Linked DNA regions of Homo sapiens: region 2 is linked to region 1. Evidence: chromatin loops called from intact Hi-C (ENCODE). Cell type or tissue: mammary epithelial cell. All regions are shown on one strand. Links, peaks and the distances in the headings refer to the core of each region. The heading gives the core; the rest is flanking DNA. Region 1 overlaps NSUN3 (NOP2/Sun RNA methyltransferase 3). Region 2 has its middle 130 kb from the start of PROS1.

Region 1 (4,411 bases), core at 295-4,294:
ACATACAAGGTCAGTGACCTGCAAATTTGCTAGTGCACCACTGATATCATTTTGAAAAAAAACACATTTTAAGTTGACATTAAAATCTCACCATATGTTTAAAGGATGCAATTTCCAGCATACTGTAAAAATTGACATTTTAAAATACAAATTATACTGCCTTTAGTATGTGCCCAGTGGAAACTAAATATCATAATGATTTTGATACCCATCATCATCCATTTAAAAATTCATAGACTGACTCATCTTTAACAGGTGGAAATTTTATGCTGCTCGTTTTCCTCTTTTATTTACATTCTACTTCATATAACTTCATCTTAATATATTTTCATGCTTGAAATCTTTTTATCACCCTATCATGCTTCTCTAGCCCCCACATATACACATGTGTATGTACTAAATTTGTTTTTCCTGTGGTCTTAAATCTCTAAGTGTTAAAATGGTAACTTCTGGATTCAGGGATCAATAATATTATTAGTACAAAACCGATCAAAACAACTTATAAAAGTAAAAATTGGTAAGAAATGGATACTTAATGAAATGAGCTTTTGTTTCCATATATCCATAAATGAATATTACTTCTTACTATAATAAAATCAGTCAGGATTCAACATCATTTTTATGCCTATTTTGTGTTTTTTATAAAAGCTGAGAAAAACCTTCAGTTAAATAAGTGGATGAGAATTAAATATATTTTGTTATAGCAATGTTTCTTACTTTGAATTCTTTTGGAGTTATATCCCCAAATCACTTAGCAACCTATCATCAAAAATGTCTTAAATGAATTGATAGCTGACATCTCAATCAAGGCTCCTTTACTTTTGTTGAAAGCAAAACTTGGAAACCACCTGACTTGTCAGAGAATCTGTTAGTCATTTGCTTTCTCACACTGACACTCCAATAGTTTCTGGCATATGGAGGTTTTGAATACCTGGAGGAACATAGCATAGAAGCCAGAATGGTGCAAGTGTGCCTTTCTTTTTGTGAAAAGGGTGAAGGGAAATTGGAGAAAGGCAGGTTGGGAAAGGAGAATATGTGCCCCCTTATGTACAGAGGGGCAGAGTAATTTTCTGAAAGAGAATACATGAAAGTTGAGGATGTGAAAACTGACTGCGGTCACTTGCCTGAGCCTACATACCCCCTTGAAAAGTCTTTCTATTTCTCACTCATTGTTGCTCCTCCCTCCAACATGCTAAGTCTGTTTTGTCTTCTTTTTTTTAGAGACAAGGTCTCACTCTGTCACCCAGGCTGGCGTACAGCTGTGCGATCATGGCTCAGTGAAGCCTCGACCTCCTGGACTCAAGCGATCCTCCTACCTCAGTCTCCCAAGTAGTTGCGCCTACAGGCACGCACCACCACACCCAGCTAATTGCTTATTTTTTCTAGAGATGAGGTCTTGCTATATTGCCCATGCTGGTCTTGAACTCTTGTCCTCAAGCAATCTTCCCGCCCTCAAGCAAATCTCCTGCCTTGGCCTCCCAAAGTGCTGGAATTACAGGTGTGAGCCATCGTATATTATCTTCTTGTCAACATTCATTCATTCTCTAAAAATACACCGTCTGTCAACTATAGGCTAGGCACATCTATTTACTGATAATGATATAAAATAAGCTTAAATTCCTAAGAAACAAAAGAAAAATAAATTCCTAAGAAACAAAAGAAAAATTCCTAAGAAACAAAAGAAAAATATTAAAACTGACCAAAAAAAAATTAAGTAAAACTAGACAGATGGTACACAAGAATAACTGAATTTTGAGAAACAGTTAATGAAGCTAAACTAATATATCACACTGTGTGTCACCCTGCCTGCTTACCCATTTCCCTAACTCATTTATATGGGAGCCTTGACTTATTTTTCTCCTTGGCTAAGTGCCTGGGGCCTAAATCCTGGAGTAAATGAATAAAATTGGAGTTCTGATTCAAGGCTCTCTGAACTACTTACTATTTTAACAAAATTAAAGCATTAAAAAATTAAAAGCTAGTTAAGTTAAAATTTTGCAAAACTGTATAATGTATCATTTCGATAATGTTTATTATTTGATAGTATAATTTTCATTCAACTTTTCTGTGACTTTATTCTTTTTTCCTACTACTCTACTCTCCACCCTACCTTCCGTCCTAGTGACGAAGATGAAAAATATCATTTAATCTAGAAATTGTTAAACACAATTAATATAACCCTGTAGATTACAGAACCTATTTAAATTTCCATAGCTAAAAAAGAGAAATTCCTTGATTTAGTGCTATTATTATCCACTAGAGGGTGCTCATTCAACTCTTTTAAAAGTTAGAAATGAAAAACAAATCAATTTATGGAAATGCACCAAAGTATGTTTTTGAGTCATTTTATTTTTACTCCTCAGAGATGCTAACGAAGAGCTGATGGCTTCCTATTCTATTTTGGCAATGGATCTTCCTTGTATCTCACAGAAGGGCAATTTATGTCCAGATTTGTTATTCACTGTACCTCAGATAGGAAATCCTTTGCGTTTCTGGTGGAACATCAAAAGGCTAAAAATCCTGAACATAAGAGTCCTTCATACTACGGGATCTGAGCATACATTTGGAAGGATGCAACTCTGGACCCTTCACAGCAGCACAGATGGTATAGGAAAAGGCGTGGACTTTTAAGTCACAGGACTGAATTTGCCACAACTACAAGATACCTATCAATTGTTCTAACCTCTGACTTTAAAGTGTCTAAAAGTTACTTCTTCACAGAGATTTGCACAGATTAAGGCTGAAAATGTGTGTAAAGCCAACATATAGGACAATATAGAAATCTAGATACTGGTTCATTTCTCTCTTTCTTAACCACCTCAGTCTACATCCTTCACAGATTATGGTAATATTATCAGGTTGTGTGTGTGTATGTGTGTGTGTGTGTGTGTGTGTATTTTTTTTTCCTCTCTGTATGTGAACTCTCGGTCAGTGAGGAGAGTGTCCAAAAAAAAAAAGATGTTGCAGACAGTTCAGACTTATATGGTCTGTTTGTTTTGCTTTCTATAAAGTACATGTAAAATTTCCACAGTTAATAAATATTTCTAATTAATGCTTATATTAATCATACATTTATTAAGTATCCATTAATTATCCAATTAATCATACATGTATTTGAGGGCAGGATATATACAGTCCATTTTTGTATTCTCAGTGCTTAGCACAATGCCTAGTACACAAACACTGACAAAACTGGGAATAAGCAGAAGACTTGCCCAAGTCTCAAGGTATTGGTTCTTCAAAACCCTCCCTTGTCAGGAAAAAGATAAGCAAGTTAGTAAATTATGACGATAAAACCTTGAAAGAATCACAATAGCTCTATCAACAAAATGCAATGGATACACGAAGGGCAAAACTAATTTTGCCAAGGGACATACAGAAGGCTTGATGAAGTGGTTAATCATAGTAACAAAAATAATGCTAATGCATATGAAGTCCTTACTATACGTCAAACAACATTCCATTCACATTGTATATACACAAATTCATTTTATCTTCCCAAATGATTATATGAAATAGATACTATTTTTTCCCCATTTTACAGACGAGGACAATGGAGCACAGAGATATTAACTCACCTAGGTCATATGCTACAAGATGCAGAGGTGGGATTTGAACCCACACTACTGCACAGAGGGAGAAGGGAAAAAGGCATTCCTAGCAGAAGAACAGCATAGCCAGTCCCAAAGGCATGAAGGAGCCTGCCCAGAAAGATAAGATTTTTAGTCCAAACATAATACTGCAGACTTCTGGGGAGCAAAGGTTTGTACTCAAGGTGTGACACAATGGAATTTGGTAGCACCGAGAAACAGCATGACAGAGTGGGTACAACAAACTCTCAAGGCTCTTCAAAGTGTTAGATGTGTATACTTGGGCAAGTTAAAGTGTGAGATGTGTATACTTGGGCAAGTTACTTAACCTCTGTGTGCCTCAGCTTTCCTATATATAAATGGAAATAACTATTTCAGAGGGTTGTACATAGGATTGTTATTATTCATAAAGTGATTACAACATTGACTGGTACATAGTGCCATAAAAGTGGTTGCTAAAATAAGCAAACAGGTAAGTACTAAACATGGCTGTTGCAATATGCCAGATAAGAGATTGGGAAGGTCTAAGTGAATGGCAGCAGTAGAGAATTTTTTTAAAAAGATCCAAATTAAAAGGGGGCAGGGTAGTTGAGTCTCAAAGACAACTCTCACTTCTGACACCAATTACAAGTTCAGGGATTCCAAGGATGACTCTCAGGTTTGATTATTCACTGGGACACAACCGAACTCACTGAAAGCTGTTATAATCACAGTTATAGTCACAGTTTATTATAATGAAAGCATACAGATTAAAAACAATCACAGGAAGAGACTCATAGTGCAGAATTCACAACAATTCAAAGCATGAAGCTTCCAGCTGT
Region 2 (4,411 bases), core at 108-4,107, 230 kb after region 1:
CAGGCAAAAAACTGCTTTCTCAAATTGCTCACAACTTTCTAAATGCTTCATCTCAAATTCTATACCAAATTCCATCATGATTTTTAGATCTTTTTTTAAATATTAATAAATTTTTAGAACGTGTCATCCTTGCACAGGGGCCACACTAATCTCTGTATCATTCTAATTTTAGTATATGCACTGCCAAGGCAAACACTAAATCATTCTTTGAGTAGCACTATACACTTATATCTACAGAATGCATACCCTTTTTTTGTGTAAACTATCTCAAATGAGTTTCTGTACTTGCAGTCAAAAGAATATTGACTAAGATTGCTTCCATTCTTCCTTCTCCCTAGAAAACAGACTTGTATTTATGAAGCTGACCAGTGCTCCTTCCTTGATGTTGCCTGTAGCTAGATCTTCTGGTTGTCCATCATATCTTCATGAGGGTTAAAAATTTAGGACACTTTCATTTGTAGCCCTATCATAAGCAACTTCCAAGACACTCGTGTTGAACCACATGTAATAATGGTGACTAAATTCAATTTTTCCCGGATTGGCAGGCAATTAAATAATGTGTAGACTGGTCTTAATCGTGGACCTATCTCTTTTCATTATTAAGTCTTTTAAGAGTGTCAAAATTTGGCTAGGCTTCTACCTGTTTTAATATGTCTATTTACTGAGTTTGTTTTGTTTTCCATAATAGAAACTCATAACCAAAAAAAGTGCATATCTAATCTTTAGATTGGATAATCTTCATTTCTACTCAATACATTTTTTCTTTCTTCATTAAAATATTTACTTATTAGTTCTTTTTCTCTCATATACAAATATCTTTCTTTCCTACTAAAGGTCATGAGAGAAAAGTTATTTTATATGACCATTATAAACTCATGAACATGCAGGAAGTCACTGTATTAAATGGAAGAAAGTTATAAAATTAGTGATAATTTAAGACCAAAATTTAGACTGATAGTTACGTTTAGGCTGATTTTATATTTGTTGATAACTTTTTATGTTTCATCTAATAAGAAATTTGTGGTGAGTGTTCAATAAAAAAGGGAAAGAAGGAAAGTAAATTAGGATTTTGTCTCATAAAATTTGTTGGTGTATTTAAATCTTACATGCTGAGATAATATTTTGAAAGGCATTTGGCATTTCTTGAAACAATACATAAAGATATGAGAGTTGAAATGATATTTCTCTCTCTAAAACTATCAGTTGAAGGTAGAAAATTCATTAGCTCATCTGATACTTTCTAAGGTGAAAGAAGTCATTAATAGAATTATGCTTCCCTGTAGTTCTTGCTATATTTAAATGTTGAAAAGGTTTTATTTCTGGAAAACAATTTAAGGGCTTTACAATATAAGAACTTTTGTATTTAAATCCAGAATTACTCTTTTATCAAATAGAGCTTTTGATTTTCATGTTCTGACTGGAAGAAAGATTTTAATTTATAAGATATGAATCCATTAAATAATTTCATCATGATTACGATTTGAATGATTACACCCACCCTCAGTATTAGAGATGATACTAAAAATTAAGTAGAAGGGAGTTGGACCTCATTTGATTTTGTACTCTTGAAGACAGATGAAATTATCTAAACGAGAAAAGTATGATCTTGTGCTGTGTGTTTAACGTTTCCAATTTAAATTGCTTTGACTTCCCCTGTATCTGCACTTATATTTGTCCATTTATGCACACAGCTTTTTTTAGTTGCATTAAAAAGGCACTACAGTTATAAAATATCATTTTAACTGTAACTTGTGATTTTGGAAAAAGTTATATAAATAACACAACTTCGAACTTTTGATAGATCTTCTATATGAAATATCCAGAATATTAAACAGGAAATAAATATTATTTGCTCCCTGTGGTTTTATCAGCTAGATTGACTTGGTTCTGACTTCAAACACACACTGCCTGGGTCCTCTGGTAAATAAAAGTGCTTGGGTTTACATCTATGGTATATTCCAGCTAACTCTTTTGCTAAGCTCTTTTTGGCAAGATGAAGGCTATCAGCATGAACCAAAACAAATAGCACAGTCTTTTTTTTTTTCCTTGACTTTTCATACCATTTCAAATAAGCTGATGTGTGCTGGATTGACCACACGATGGCAGTACATGAATGTCTTATAAATGAAAGCAAAGTAAAATGACTCTTCAGACTGCGCAATGACCGAAAGTATCCTCTTAAAACACGAATGTGGCCGGTCCCGGTGGCTCATGCCTGTAATCCCAGCAATTTGGGAGGCCGAAGCGGGCGGATCACGAGGCCGGGAGTTCGAAATCATCCTGGCCAACATGGTGAAACCCCCGTCTCTACTAAAAATACAAAAATTAGCGCCGAGTATGGTGGCGGGTGCTTGTAATCCGAGCTACTTGGGAGCCTGCGGCAGGAGAATTGCTTGAACTCAGGAGGAGGAGGTTTCCGTGAGCCTAGATCCTGCCACTGCACTCCAGCCTGGGTGACAGAGCAGGACTCCGTCTCGAAAAATAAATAAATAAATAAATAAATAAATAAACCCCACGAATGCGTCCCTATTCCATGGAACATCTTTCGTATTGAAAATATTGTCAATTTATGTCCTTAATATTGAGATTTTCCCTTTCACCACAGACTGATAGAATTGTTACTATTCAGTGAAAGCAGGTATATGTTAAAGACATTGCTTTGGCTTTATTTTAATTGAAAGAATGGCCAGGCTATATATAATTATATATTATAATATATATATATATTATATATAGCCAGGCTATATATAATTATATATTATAATCAGTAGGCATAAAGTAGCTATATAATATATATAGCCAGGCTATATATAATTATATATTATAATCAGTAGGCATAAAGTAGCATTAACCCCTCACTAACTTATACAGCTCTTGCAAAAATAATAATTTCTATAGTGTTTTTCCACTCATTATTAATGCTCAAGACATCCTTCAGAGGTTACTAATAAACTAAATAACTATTTTAATGATGAAAAATGTAACCTAGATATTAAAATTTCAAGACAAGTGGAAAATCATGGGAGTTATCTTTTAGAAGGGGACAGTTTTCAGGTCAGTGGTTATACTCCTATCAACCAAAGTGAAATAAAATCAATAGATAGGAGTATGCATATTTTAAAAGAGAAATGAGGCAACAGAAAGTAAATAAGATGTATTTGATTAGTTATAAAAGAGTTAAATCTTGTAATCTATACTGTACTCATGACATGTAGGGACAGAAAATATTTATTCTTATTATTTGTACATTTTTCATGGCACCTTATTTCTTTTTATTGTTGTGTTTTCAAGCAGCTTGTTCAAGTTTTCAAAAATGCTTCAGTTAGTTCTGCCTGTGACAGGTATTCATACTGTCCAAGAATTCATTCTATGGGGAAAATATTTCTACCAGTTTTTTGAGGTTTCCCTTTGAATAATAGAAATTCCAAATATCTATATAATCTAAGTACACCATCTTGCTCTTCTACATTACTTTTGCTTATCTTAAACATACCCAAGCCGAGTTGCATACCCTGTCTTCATTGTTTGACCCTACTTGACATTATGTGTTTCCTGAGCCTTTTTGGGAAAATCAGTTATTGAAACAAATTCCTGTAGTTACAAAAAAATCTTCTGGCATTTGAAAACTAAGCACAGAACTCCTAGTTGTCCTGTGGATGCTTCTGAGAATGGACTATCGATCTGTTTCCCTTTACTACCTTACTTGTATGCATAAACTATACCGTACGCAGAATCACAGAGCTTGTCTATTAAAATAAGGAAATGTTGTCTATTCTAATTTTATCTTTGGATTAGTCTGTTCTCTGTTTAGATTGCTCCCTTAAATCACTTGTGTGTGCAAAAGTAAAAGCTACAGAGAAAGGACTCATAGAAAATTTTACCCTTCCTCTTATCTCCTTTCTCTGCCTCATTCAACCTTTCATTTCCTTTTCTCTCTCCTCTCTTCTCCCTTTTTCTTAAATTGGAATTCTAGTTTCTCAAAGACAGATGAGAATTATAGGAAATACAGGAGGAAATGCACTATTATCAAATTACAACCTCAAGGGATACAGTAATAAACATCAATCTGAAGTTATTTGGGAATAGATTGCATGGTTATTATAGACACATGCAAACTGTATGTAAATAAACTTGTGACCCACTTACATATTGATCTTGGAAGTCATACCTCACTTCTTAAATGCTGCTTAGTCTGACTATCCTGAAATTTCTCTATCCTCAGCATGAAAGATTATCCCCATTAAAAGTAATATCAATATTTTCATTTCAATAGCTTTAAATATGGAGCCAAAATAAGCATATGTGAACTGTTGCTTCATCCTGTCATCCTCATCTATTTGGTCATGATAATTACACCACTATAACCAGCTTGAATTTTCTTTTAGTTCTAATTCTAAAATGATCCATGTTA

Evidence for each region. Hi-C counts contacts between places; a loop is a spot of excess contacts. Peaks named below come from ENCODE experiments on the same cell type or tissue, not always from the same donor. Only the 100,000 strongest peaks of a DNase experiment are listed, where the experiment ranks them.
Region 2: it touches region 1 in a loop (7-fold over the local background); 10 of 110 quality-filtered maps call a loop at or near these places.

Annotation. Positions count from the first base shown.
Region 1 is chr3:94,067,270-94,071,680 of GRCh38, reverse strand. All of the region lies in intron 2 of NSUN3 (NOP2/Sun RNA methyltransferase 3), which reads right to left. Among named protein-coding and RNA genes, the nearest start is that of NSUN3, 6.4 kb to the right of the region's middle. In mammary epithelial cell, for the core only: a CTCF peak has its summit at 2,253 (motif pointing right); no DNase peak of the experiment used is centred there.
Region 2 is chr3:93,839,549-93,843,959 of GRCh38, reverse strand. It overlaps the pseudogene RNU6-488P. Among named protein-coding and RNA genes, the nearest start is that of PROS1, 130 kb to the left of the region's middle. In mammary epithelial cell, for the core only: a CTCF peak has its summit at 2,069 (motif pointing right); a DNase peak (open chromatin) is centred at 2,179; H3K4me3 peaks cover 370 bases; H3K27ac peaks cover 738 bases.